2 separate regions of the Homo sapiens genome follow, and region 2 is linked to region 1. A link is a contact called in ENCODE POLR2A ChIA-PET data. All regions are on one chromosome and are shown on one strand. The core of a region is the stretch at or near the end of the contact, and the rest is flanking DNA. Distances in the headings are between cores, read along the strand shown.

Region 1 (6,929 bases), core at 3,188-5,687:
GTAATCCTAGCACTTTGGGAGGCCAAGGCAGGAGGATCACTTGAAGTCAGGAGTTCGAGACCAGCCTGGCCAACATGGCGAAACTCCATCTCTACTAAAAATACAAAAATTAGCCGGGTGTGGTGGCACACGCCTGTAGTCCCAGCTACTCAGGAGGCTGAGGCAAGAGAATCGCTTGAACCCGGGAGGCAGAGGTTGCAGTGAGCCAAGATCACGTCACTGTACTCCAGCCTGGGTGACAGATTGAGACTCCATCTCAAAAAAAAAAAAAAAAAAGTAAAATGCCGGTGATATTAATATTTAGAAGTTAGAATTAGCTTTTTGTAAACAGTGAAAGAAGGATGGAAATAAAAATTGATGCCCAGTTGTCTGAATCGAGTGCCTTAATAAGGATAGGTATATCAGTCAGGGTTCTCCAGGGAAATAGACTCAATAAGATATGTTTATATATGTATTTTTAATTGTATACGTATTTTAAGCATTTAGCTTATGATTGCGGAGTTGCTAAGTTCAAAATCTGTAGAGTAAGCAGCAGTCTGTAAACTCAGACAGGACTTGATGTTGCAGTCTTGGGTCTGAAATTTTTGGGGAGACCAGCAGACTGGCAACTCAGGTAGCATTTCTGTGAGTCTGTCTATAAGTCCTGAGTCTTGAGGAAGAGTTCCTCCTCAGTTTTTACTTTTTAGCAAGACCTTCAACTGATTGGATGAAGCCCCTCCACATTATGGAGGGTAATTTCCTTTACTTAAGGTCAACTGATTAGATGTTAATCACGTATAGAAAATACCTTCAGCAATGTATAGACTATTGTTTGCCCAAATAGCTTGGAACCATTGCCTCACCAGGTTGATGTAAAATTTAATGATCACAATGGGGAATATAGGTGCTGAAACATTTCTGTGAATAAAAATACATTCTTTGTTTTGTTTTTTGTTTTTGAGGCGGAGTTTTGCCCTTGTCACCCAGGCTGGAGTGCAATGGTGCGATCTCAGCTCACTGCAACCTCCGCCTTCTGGGTTCAAGTGACTCCTCTTCCTCAGGCTCCCAAGTAGCTGGGATTACAGGTGCCCACCACCATGCCTAGCTAATTTTTGTATTTTTAGTAGAGATGGGGTTTCACCAGGTTGGCCAGGCTGGTCTTGAACTCCTGACCTCAGGTGAGGTGATCCACCTGCCTCGGCCTCCCAAAGTGCTGGAATTACAGGTGTGAGCCACCACGCCTGGACTTTTTTTTTTTTTTTTTTTTCCTGAGACTGAGTTTCGCTCTTGTCACCCAGGCTGGAGTGCAATGGCACAATCTTGGTTCACTGCAACCTCTGCCTCCTGGGTTCAAGCGATTCTCCTGGCTCAGCCTCCTGAGTAGCTGGGACCATAGGTGTGCACCCCTGCGTCCGGCTAATTTTTTTGTATTTTTAATAGAGACAGGGTTTCACCATTTTGGCCAGGCTAGTCTCAAACTCCTGACCTCAGGTGATCCCGCCCACCTCAGCCCTCCAAAGTGCTGGGATTACCGGCATGAACCACCATGCCTGTCCTTTTTTTGTTTTAAAAAACATGCTTAACTGAGGCAACAGTGGGTGGCATTTAGTTAGGGATGCCCAGTAGGCTCATTGAAATGGATTCTGAAATTTAGTTGAGAAAGAAATATCTAGTGGGTCAGTGGTTCAGAAGGAATAAAGTTGAAACCTGGATTCGGATGACATTTCTAGAAAGTGGAAAGCAGAGTTTAAGAATGAAACTCGGGGGATCATATGCAGAAGGAGAGATGTCAGGAGGAAAGTCACAGAAAAAGAGGCTTGATAGCATACCTAAAATTTAATGAGAGAGCGTGGAAAAACAACATTCAATGTGCTTTTTCCTGTTCTTTCAGCAACACCAATCAACACAGAAGATCCACTGATGGAGATTTCTCCTCACCAACAGTCATTTCTGCAACGGACACCAGCTAGGTGTCCTCTAATTTCTGACACTGTCTCCCACAGGTTAAGTGCTCAGTTGCCAAAACGACCCCGTACCATGCCCCCCACCAGTACAGGCCTCTGGACTTCAGCCAGAAGGCTGACTGGCTTTAAGTTGGAGTTCCCACCAACCCTGTCTTTGGGTTTGATTAATTTGCTAGAGCAGTTTACATAACTCAGGGAAACATGTTTACGTGTATGTTATAAAGGATACAGATGAAAAGGTGCCTAGGGCAAAGTATGGAAAAGGGGCACGGAGCTTCTTTGCCCTTCCTGGGTGCGTCACCCTCCAGGATCTGCTACGTGTTCAGCTATCTGGAAGCATTTTGAGCCCAATCCTTTTGGGTTTTTTGGAGACTTCGTTACACAGGCATGATTGATTAAACCACTGGCCACTGGTGATCAACTTGACTGTTAGCCCGTCTCCCGTCTCCAGAGGTTAGGGGATGAGACGGAAGGTTCCAACCCTCTAATCATGCCTTGGTCTTTCTGGTGACCAGCCTCCATACTAAAGCTGCCTAGGGGCTGCCAGCCATCAGTCAATTATTAGCATACAGAAAGACATCATTTTGGAGATTCTTATGATTTTAGGAGTTGTATGCCAGGAAACAGGGTTGAAGACCAAGTATATATTTTGTAATATCACACTTTTAAGAGACACAAATTTGTTATTTTTCTCCACAAACCTGATTCAACTCCCGTGATTCCTATCCAAGAGGGGATAGTGTTGAAAACAAGTCTTTAGTATTATTATTTTTTATCCTATGTACAGTCTTTCCCGAAGCAAGCCTGTATTAACTGACAAATGGAATAAATGCTATTAAAATTCTATCGTATGTTACAATAGAATTCTATACAGATTCCACTGTGTGTTACAGTAGAGTTCTATACAGATTCCACTGTGTGTTACAATAGAGTTCTATACAGATTCCATTATGTGTTACAGTAGAGTTCTATACAGATTCTATTGTGTGTTAGAGTTTTATACATATTCTATTTTATATTAGTGTATTTTTTTCCTTTAGCTTTATTTTTCTTCAGTATTTGGGATTTTGAGCTCATATGTTAATGGATTTTCTTAGTAAGAGGTACCTTAATATCTTCAGATGGTAGATTGTGATTTTTTGCTTTTTCTGTACTAGAATAAATACCTTTGGGAAGGGTCCTCACAAGAAAGATGAGAGGGAGAGAAATGACTTTCATTTTAACTTTTTTTCTTTTATTCTGTGATGTAATAGAAATCTTTTATGCTCTCATTTGTCCTCTGTACAGAATAGGTTGACACATCCTTTTGGAAGCTTTAAATATTTGTAATGTATTTTGAGATTTTGACTCTAAACATTGAACTTTTCCTTTGTTTATTAAGGAAATTTGATCCAGTAAGAAACAACACTAAGTTTTAGATCCCAGGATGTTGACTTGAAAAACTTTTAAAGTAGAAAAATTATTCCTCGGGTTGGTCTAATAAGGGAACTAAAAGTTGGGAGAAACAAAGTGGTACTTTCTAAACTATTACCTTAGAAAAAATTTAGGAAATCTTAAGCAGTGAAACAAATGTCTGCTTATTTCCTATTTCAGAAGATGAATGAAGCACTTTAAGATTCCCATATACTCAGTTTTGCCTGAGTATTCCAAGATGCAGTGCTGTTTTTTATTGGTATGCTGATCCAGAAGTTTGTGTGGGAAAACTCTCAAAAATAAACTCTCTTTGTAGAATTTCTCTTTATTTCAAAAAAGGTACTTTTGTCAGTAGTATTTATTCAGCATCTGATATTTATACATTGTTTTTCTTGATGCACTGGAGGAAATAAAGAGAGGATGGGATTGGTTGACCTGAGCTTACATTCTAAGAGAGGAAATACTATACGGTACTCATCTATACTATATGTGGACATTTGCAATTGCTGCGTTTATGTTTCGCTACTGGAGAATATTTTCTTACAGTTATCTTATTGGGTAACCAAGTTTACTCCTTTAAACTACTAGGAAAAAAGTTTGCCATTTTATTTTATAGAGGACTCTACTGTCTTTTAAAATAGTGAATATTGTCTGAATTTTAAGATTCTGGATCATTAGCAGGACTGTCATTTTATTGGTGCACTTTTGAGCTCCTGTACTATTTAGATTTACTGGAATCCTTTTGACTTGTCAGCATTTCTGTTTTTTCCTGTTTTTCTTTTTTCTTTATGTTAGCAGATGGGAAAAATAGAAAAGTAGATGTTTTGAAATTCTGTTAAGAGGAAACAGCTGTGCCCAAGGCTAGGAGAGAACCATTGAGGGGCAGAAGCAGGCAGGCACGCCTGGAGCCTCTACCTTTGGGATTGAAGTCTTCACCCAACACTTCTGGCATCTCAGATGTGAATCCAGTTGGAGCACCCCTAAGAAGGCAAGCAGCTGTTGCTGCAGCAGCCCTTGGGGAGGCCCCATCGCTTGGGCACCGAGGAAGGCTAGCCGCATGTCCTCCTGTGGGAATGGCAGTGTACCACTGGACAGGTTTCACTTTCCCTGGTTTCACTTTCTGTGGTTTCAGTTACGCCCTGACACAGTACAACAGGATATTTTGAGAGTGGGAGAGACACCGCATTCATATAACTTTTATCATAGTATATTGTTATAATTGTTCTATTTTATTGCTAACATCTTACTGTGCCTAATATGCAAATTATCATAGATATGTATGTTTAGGAAAAAACATAGTATATGTACTATCTGCAGTTTCAGGCATCCACTGGGGGTCTTGGAATTATCCCTTGTGGATATGGAGGGACTACTGTACCTGGTAATCAGAGATTTAATGTAGAAAAATGTGGTTTTTGTTTTGTTTTGTTTTGAGATGGAGTCTTGCTGTTTTCCAGGCTGGAGTCCAGTGGCATCATCTGGGGTCACTGCAGTTTCGACTTCCCAGATTCAAGTGATTCTCCTGCCTCCGCCACCTGAGTAGCTGGGTTTACAAGCATGCACCAACACACCCGGCTATTTTTTTTTTTTGTATTTTTAGTAGAGATGGAGTCTTAATCATGTCAGCCAGGCTGGTCTTGAACTCCTGACCTCAAGTGATCTGCCCACCTCAGCCTCCCAAAATGAACTACCGCTCCCCGCCAGTTTTGTTTGTTTGTTTGTTTGTTTCCTTCTTTTTTTTTTTTTTTTTTTTGATGGAGTTTCGCTCTGTCACCCAGGCTGGAGAGCAGTGGCACGATCTCCACTCACTACAACCTCCGCCTCCTGGGTTCAAGCGATTATCCTGCCTCAGCCTCCCGAGTAGCTGGGATTACAGGCATGTACTGCCACACCTGGCTCATTTTTGTATTTTTAGTAAAGACAGGGTTTTGCCATATTGGCCAGGCTGGTCTCAAACTCCTGACCAAGTGATCCGCCCACCTTGGCCTTCCAAAGTTCTGGGATTACAGGCAGGAGCCATCATGCCTGGCCTAGAAAAACATGTTGACTGAAGGCTTTGTGGCTCTTCAGAGGGGAATATTATTTTCTGATTTCAGAATCATCGGGAACACTGTTGTAGCCCATGTAATTTCTGACTACTGATGTATCAGCAGCGGAACATTTCTGCTTCCCAATTGCTAGTGACTATAACATTCCATCCTGACTGCTATTGGGGCAGCAACTGCCACACTCAGGTGAAGACCCACTGTGCAATGAAATTAATCATTGATTGGCAAGGCATGGTGGCTCACAGCCATAACCCCAGCACTTTGGGAGGCCAAAGTGGGAGGATTGGTTGAGGCCAGGAGTTTGAGATCAGTCTGGGCAACGTAGTGAGACCACATCTTTACCAAAAAAAAAAAAAAAAAAAAAAAATTAGAGACCGGGCCTGTTGGCTCACGCCTATAATTCCATCATTTTGGGCAACATGGCAAAACCCCATATCTACTAAAAAGAGAAAAGTACGAAAATTAGCTGGGCATGGTGGTGGGCATCTGTAATCCCAGCTACTCAGGAGGCTGAGGCAGGAGAATTGCTTGAACCCAGGAGACAGAAGTTGCAGTGAGCCAAGGTTGCGCCACTGCACTCCAGCCTGGGTGGCAGAGCAAGACTCCATCTCAAGGAAAAAAAAAAAATTAGCCTGATGTGATTTGCTCCTGTCATCTCAGCTACTTGGGAGGCAGAGGAGACAGGTGGATCACTTAGGCCGAGGAGTTTGAGGCTGCAATGGGCTATGATTGCACCACTGCACTCCAGCCTGGGTGACTGAAACCATGTCTCAGAAAGAAAAAAAAAATCATCTGCAAACGGATGAGTTTCAAGAGCCGAGTGTCAGGCCAAGGCACGGACATAGCTTCAGAGTGTTGGAAGTCAGTGACAGAGTCTTTTAATCACTACTGATTACAAACTTTTTTTTTTTATTATTATAAGTTTTAGGGTACATGTGCACAATGTGCAGGTTAGTTACATATGTATACATGTGACATGCTGGTGCGCTGCACCCACTAACTCATCATCTAGCATTAGGTATATCTCCCAATGCTATCCCTCCCCCCTCCCCCAAACATTTTAAGGGCATTTTTACAATTCCTTCATCAAGGGGAGCTGGGGATATTCTACGTCAGGTATTCTGGCGTGACTTTTTCTTTTGTGGAGCTTTGCTTTCTGAGACCTTCCCAAGTGGCCTGGAAGGCACTGTGTGGCTATAACTTTTTTCTAATGAGCATAGTATGTCTTTGGGTACAGCGTCTGGTCAGGGACACACTGTGGCCTTCCCTATGATTGTCCGCAGGGAAGAGACCGAAATGCAACCCATAAAAAAAGTCGTTCCATCAGGTTGAATTGACAGTGCAGGTTTGCACTGTACCTTTCCCATACTGTGGTTAAAATGGAAATCTCTTTTCAAGAAAAGTTTCATAGGAGAAAAAGTTTATCAGAAACACTCTGTTTAAGGAGGAGGGAGGATAAGGTTTACTGCCTGTAATATGCATGGAATATCCTGCTGTAGGGAAGCCATAGTGTTTATATATTTTT
Region 2 (6,929 bases), core at 3,275-5,774, 180 kb after region 1:
TGACTGACATCTTTATAATATTAAGTTTCTAATTTATGAACATGCTCTATCCCTTAAGTATTAAGTCCATCCTCAATTTCTCTCAGCAGTGTTTTGTAGTTTTCAGTGTAGTGGGTGTTGCACATCTTATATTAAATTAATTCCTAGGCAGTTGGTTCTTTTGATGTTATGTAAACAATTTCAGTAATAACATCTAATTTCCTATTTATTTTGTATTTGGACCTTGAATCCAGCAACCTTGCTAAATTTGCTTATTGTCTTGGTTTTTTCCTTAGGTTCTTTTAAATTATCTCAGTACACAATTGTGTGGTCCATGAACAATGACAGCATAGTGGACTCTGTGGCACGGCACCCAGAACCACCCCCTTTCAAGACAGAAGCATTTATTCCTTCACTTCCTGGGAGTGTTAACAACTGATAGCTACCAGTTGTGCCCGCTCTGGACTTTTGCCCATAGTGGCCTATCCTCTGTGATTATGCATTTGTAACTGTGTTCTTCCTCTTCTGAAGACATCAGTCACATTGGATTAGCCACCCTTATGGCTGCATTTCACCTTGATTACCACTTTAAAGGCCCTGTCTCCAAATACAGTCACATTGGGGGTTATGGCTCCAACATACTCATTTGGAAGCCAGGTGTGGTGGCTCATGCCTGTAATCCCAGCACTTTCGGAGGCCAAGGCAGGAGGATTGCTTGAGCCCAGGAGCTAGAGATCAGCCTGGGCAACACAGGGAGACTCATCTCTACAAAAAAATATAAATAAATAAACAAAAAAATTTAACTGGGTGTGGTGGTGCATACCTGTAGTCTCAGAAACTTGGGGGCTGAAGTGGGAGGATCACTTAAGCCCAGGAGGTCGAGCCAAGATCACGCCACTGCAGCACTCAAGCCTGGGCAACAGAGCAAGACCCTGTCTCAAACAAAACAAAACGAAACAAAAAAAACAAAAAAACCCATATAAATTTTGGGGAACACATTTCAGTTCATAATAAAGTGGAAAAATTAAAAGAAATTAAATTTACAGTTTAAAGTTATGCTAGAATAGACATGAAGTAGCCCCCCTGAAATAAGAGTTAAGAAAGAATATTAACTGCTCCTCTGTAAGGTCTGTGAAGCATTAACCATATCTCTCCCCCACATATTTTGTAAGTTCTGTAAGCTCCTGTTTTTCTTGCTGTGCAGCTGCAAAGTCACAAGATAGATAAGCATGAGTCGCAAGACATGTTTTCCCAAGATGTAAGCTGAGTCCTAAGAATGTCACCTGATAATTAACTGCTTTGTTCTCGCTTTTGTAAACCAGCTTCCTGCATCATATAATTCCCACCTCAAAGTGCATAAAAGACATTCATTTTCTTTGTTTGCTGCTCAGACTTTCAAGATGCATGTCCGCTGAGCTAGTGTACACTTAAAATATTCCCTCCTGAACTCCGCTTAGTCTCTCCAGTCTCTGATTTCCCACTACAATAACACATCCCTGAAGAGATTTTGGTTTGACCAATCAAAAATAATAATTGTGTTTTCTGTGACGCAAACATAAGGAAACCTATAGACTCAAACATTTTTTATTGCCTACCTCCTAAAATAATTTTTTAAAATAATTTTTAAAAAGCATACATTCTTTTGCATATTTTTGGTCAACATTTAATTTTTTTTTTTTTAAGACAGTGTCTCTGTCACCCACGCTGGAGTGCAATGGTGCAATCATGGCTCAGTGTAGCCTCAACATCCCAGGCTCAAGCTATCCTCCTGCCTCAGACTCCCGAGTACTTGAAACTACAGGTGTTTGCCACCACACCAGGCTAATTTTTGCATTTTTTGTAGAGACAAGGTTTCACCATGTTGCCCAGGCTGGTCTCAAACTCCTGGGCTCAAGCAATCATCCCATGTCAGCCTCCCAAAGTGCTGGAATTACTGGTGTGAGCCACCATGCCTAGCCTTCATCCACTTTTATCAGAGAATTTTATTTAATATGTTTTTATGCTTAAAAGTTTTATTGATCATCTTATCAGAGTTTCTGCCATAAAAATATGTCTATAACTTCAGATATCAAAACATTTTTATTTTATAAGGCTCAAATATATTCAAGGCTTCTTGTGGATTGAGTTAACATCACAATTAGACATATTGGATCAAAACAGCACACATTTTTAAAATAAGAAGTTAAAAAATATCACTTCTTTTGTTTTGAGACGGAGTCTTGCTCTGTTGCCCAGGTTGGAGTGCAGTGGTGTAATCTCGGCTCACTGCAATCTCCGCCTCCGGGGTTCAAGCAATTATCCTGCCTCAGCCTCTCTAGTAGTTGGGATTACAGGTGCGTGCCACCACACCCAGTTAATTTTTGTATTTTTAGCAGAGAGGGGGTTTCACTACATTGGCCAGGCTGGTCTCAAACTCCTGACCTCAAGTGATCCTCCCGCCTTGCCTTCCAAAATGCTGGGATTACAGGCATGAGCCACTGCACCTGGCCAAAAAATATTACACATAATAAAAAGTAAAAACTAGAAGCACATTTTCTAATGACATGAATGTGGTTGGGATTTTTTTCAATTATCCAATAATATATTAGTGCATACATTCACAGATGATTATTGCTTATTTCTTTTTTTCTTTTTTTGACATGGAGTCTCACTCTGTCCCCCAGGCTGGAGTGCAGTGGCACAATCTCAGCTCACTGCCACCTCCACCTCCTGGGTTCAAGTGATTCTCCTGCCTCTGCCTCCTGAGTAGCTGGGACTACAGGCGCCTGCCACCACGCCTGGCTAATTTTTGTATTTTTAATAGAGATGGGGTTTCACCATGTTGGCCAGGCTGGTCTCGAACTCCTGACCTCAAGTGATCTGCCCACCAAAGTGCCGGGATTACAGGTGTGGGCCACCATGCCTGGCCCATAATTTGCTTATTTCTAGAATGAGACAAGAATCAAGATTAATTGTATTCCAATTTTTAATTTCTTCAGGTATATTATTTGAGAAATCTCACTCATATAAATAAGAGTAGAAGGCATTTAGCTTTAGCAATGCCAGTGAATTTTGTGAACTCTTTCAAGTTATATACCAAAACCTTATAATAATCTTTCATCAAAAACTGATTTATCAGCACTCAACTTGATTAGATGCTCCTTTAATTTGGTTGAAAGAATTATAAATCTTGACTTCCAAAAAGATTTTTCATGAAAGTACTTTATCTACACAAAGTGACAATATTTCAAATTATCTTTGGTGGTCAAGAGGGGGTATGTGTGTGTGTGTGTGTATGTGTGTGCCCTAGAACAGCATACCATGGAAGGAATGAGAGTTGCAGTAACCTTTTGTAAAGTGAGCAGGGAGAGGGGAAAGAAGATGCTTTGACACGTAGAGAACATTCTTGGTGAAGTGTCAAGATGGAGACTGCATCTGGAAGTCAAAATCTGGAAATTTCAGCCCTGTCCATGTTGGAAAGGCTTTGTACACCCCAGAGATACATGTACTCCAGTTTGAAAATTGCTGATGTAGTGTGTATCTAGTGTCAATCAGCCTGTGTTCAAATAACAGCTCTACATCTTGCTAGCTGAATGACTTTGGGCAATTTATTTAGCCTAACTATACCTCAGTTTCCTCCTTGGTAAAATGGGAGTGATAATACCTCAAAGAGTGGTAGTGAAGATAAAATTATCTACGTAAAGTACTTAAAACTGATAGGGAGGAAGGGAGGGATTGCAAATTAGCACAAGAAAGCTTTGGGGGTGATATGTTCCATTATCTTGATTATGGTGATAGTTTCATGGTTGAATACATGTTAATATTCATCAGATTGTACACTAAATATGTGCTGTTATTGTATACCAATTTTACCTTAGGAATGCTGTATTAAACCTGGGCACAGTGGCTCACGCCTGTAATCCCAGCACTTTGGGAGGCTGATGCAGGTGGATCACTTTGAGCTCAGGAGTTCGAGACCAGTCTGGCCAACATGATGAAACCCCATCTCTACTAAAAATATAAAAATTAGCCTGGAGTGGTGGTGCACACCTGTAATCTCAGCTACTTGGGAGGCAGGAGATTTGCTTGAACCTGGGAGGCGGGGGTTGCAGTGAGCTGAGATCACGCCACTGCACTCCAGCCTAGGTAAAAAAGCAAGACTCCGTCTCAAAAAAAAAAAAAAAAGAAAAGAAAAAAAGAAGAATGCTGTTTTAAAATCTTTCATTTTTTATTTTTAAAAAATAGGGACAGGGTTTCACCGTGTTGCCCAGGCTTTTCTCAAACTCCTAGACTTAAGCTGTCCACTGGCTGCAGCCTTCCAAAGTCCTCGGATTACAGGCTTGAGACTCTGTGCCCGGCCTGTTTTAAAAATCTTAATTGGCATTTAATATATATTCAATAAATATTAGCTATTATTGTGAAGAGAGATTCTGGACCTTTCTTGCCAGGAGGTAAAATTTCCACTCTCAATGTAGGCCCCTGTTGTTTCACTGGGACCTTTCTCCCCTCTCTACAGCTTTCCCCTTCCCCAGCCCCAGGAAAGGTGGAGGCGCCACCTTCTGGTCAGAAAGGAGATTACACAATGGTGTCCTGCTTTTAAACTTTTTGTTTTGTTTTAGCATTTATTTTCGAATAGACAATACACGCCCACGTAAAAATTCAAAGGTCCTAAGAGACACCTTCCACATTTCTTCTCTCAGTTCCCTCCTCGGATGTAACCTATACTATTACTTTTGCCAAATGTCAGCGCCCTGAAATACACCACCCGAAATCTCACAGATAGGCAAAGCTGGAGTTTATTCATGTCTTAGCAAGGGAGCACACCGCCTTGCGGAAACTTGAGCAGCATCTGGGAGGGGAGGGCAAAGGGAGGATATTTATGAGGTTCTAGGTTGGATTAAGGTGGGTCTTTCAGTGAAGGGCTCTGATTAAGTTTGGGTACGGATCATGATTTAGCAAGGTGAGGGCTTAAAAAAGTTTTGGAGCATGAATAATCATTTGATAACTGTACTGGAAAGCTAAGCAATTTAAAATACGTTGTCTGGATATTCCTGAAATGAACAATAACATTATTTAAAAGTTTTATTTTAAAAAGTTTTTTCAGTTAAAAAAAATTAAAGGCATAAGTATGATACAAAGGACTTTGGGGACTTGGGCGGAAAGGGTGGGAAGGGAGAGAGGAATAAAAAACTACAAATTGGGTTCAGTGTATACTGCTCGGGTGATGGGTGCACCAAAATCTCACAAATCACCACTAAAGAACTTACTCATGTAACCAAATACCACCTGTGCCCCAATAACCTATGGAAATAAAAAGTTTTTAAAAATTTCATTTTGTGAGTGCAGAGTAGGTATATGGGATACATGAGATGTTTTGATACAGGCGTGTGATGTGTAATAATCACATCCGGGTAAATGGGATATCTATGACCTCAAGCATTTATCCTTTGTGTTACAAACAATACAATTAGGCCAGGTACAGTGGCTCACGCCTGTAATCCCAGGACTTTTGGGAGGCTGAAGTGGGTAGATCACTTGAGGTCAGGAGTTGGAGACCAGCCTGGCCAACATGGCAAAACCCCATCTCTGCTGAACATACAAAAAGTAGGCGGGCGTGGTGGCGGGCGCCTGTAATTCCAGCTACTCAGGAGGCTGAGGCAGGAGAATTGCTTGAACCTGGGAGGCAGAGGTTGCAGTGAGCCAAGACTGAGCCACTGCACTCCAGCCTGGGTGACAGAGTGAGACTCTGTTTCAAGAAAAAATAATAATACAATTGTACTTTTAGTTATTTTAAAATGCACACTAAATTATTATTGATTAGAGTCACTCTGTTGTGCTATCAAATACTACATTTTATTCATTCTATTTTTTTGTACCCATTACCCATTCCCATTACAGCTTTTATTTTTGGGGCAAGGGCTTCCTGAAATACTAAAGTCTTGTTGGTAAAGACAGTAGAATAGCAAAGTCAAGCTAATGTAGGCAGTAAAGTGTGTGGGTGGGGCTTGGCTAATTCTCAGTTTCTGGTATATCTTTTCAGAGATATTCTGTGCTTATTCAACTATACATGTATAAATTTCTTTTATTATTATTTTTATCTTTTTATTTTTTTTTGAGACAGAGTCTTGCTCTGTCACCCAGGCTGGAGTGCAGTGGCACGATCTCGGCTCAGTGCAACCTCCGCCTCCCAGGTTCAAGTGATTCTTCTATCTCAGCCTCCCAAGTAGTTGGGATTATAGGCTCCCACCACCAAGCCCAGACAACTTTTTTGTATTTTTAGTAGAGACAGGGTTTCACCATGTTGGCCAGGCTGGTCTCACACTCCTGACCTCAAGTGATCCTCCCCTCTCGGCCTCCCAAAGTGCTGGGATTACAGGTGTGAGCCACCGTGCCCAGCCTATACATGTATAAATTTAAGAAATGTGATATTTTCCCCTTTACCAGTTGTTGCAGAAATCCAGAAACTGAGTATGAGATATTCCTTAAATAATGGCGATCCAACAGCGTTTGCTCTGTGGTGATATGTGATGTACTTTCCCAAAGTACGTATATTTACGTATTTTGTGTTGAATGGAATTACCGTTTGAGGTATTCTAGTGTTTTCCCTCTCAGCAATTTATCTAACAGATTATGGTTTTGGCAAAATCTGTGGGGCACATTTTCTTATTCCTGGTTTCCTCTTTTCCATCACAAAGCAGAGTACAGGGCTGAGTGGCAGGGGACAGAAATAATTATTCCATAAGCACTGAAATCTGAAGGCCAGCAGAGGGGCCTTCATTAAGTGCGAATCTGTTGGGCACCCACTGAGTAGTGAACAGGATGAATGTGACAACCACACTCCCTGCCCTTCCCAGGCTTGCAGCTTAGTGAGGGAGAGCAACACTGCCTGCCCTTCATTAGGGGGATGAATGTGACAAAGCACAGTCAGGTTGTGGGAACCTAACCTAATCTTTGGGCTGAATTAAGAATTC

The links. ChIA-PET counts read pairs that join two places held with the same protein, here RNA polymerase II (POLR2A).
Region 2: POLR2A ChIA-PET joins it to region 1 with 21 read pairs in activated CD8-positive, alpha-beta memory T cell. The contact joins two enhancer-like sites. POLR2A ChIA-PET finds 5 or more read pairs at or near these places in 3 of 52 experiments (H1, activated CD8-positive, alpha-beta memory T cell and activated T-cell).

The regions. Positions count from the first base shown.
Region 1 is chr12:8,705,219-8,712,147 of GRCh38, forward strand. The region is part of intron 1 of RIMKLB (ribosomal modification protein rimK like family member B); the gene reads left to right. Among named protein-coding and RNA genes, the nearest start is that of RIMKLB, 11 kb to the left of the region's middle. Within about 2 kb of position 4,438, at least 11 of the 41 ENCODE cell types and tissues checked have a DNase peak (open chromatin) inside an H3K27ac peak, as active enhancers do.
Region 2 is chr12:8,886,232-8,893,160 of GRCh38, forward strand. It overlaps a transcript of A2ML1 not described here. Among named protein-coding and RNA genes, the nearest start is that of PHC1, 25 kb to the right of the region's middle. Within about 2 kb of position 4,525, at least 4 of the 41 ENCODE cell types and tissues checked have a DNase peak (open chromatin) inside an H3K27ac peak, as active enhancers do.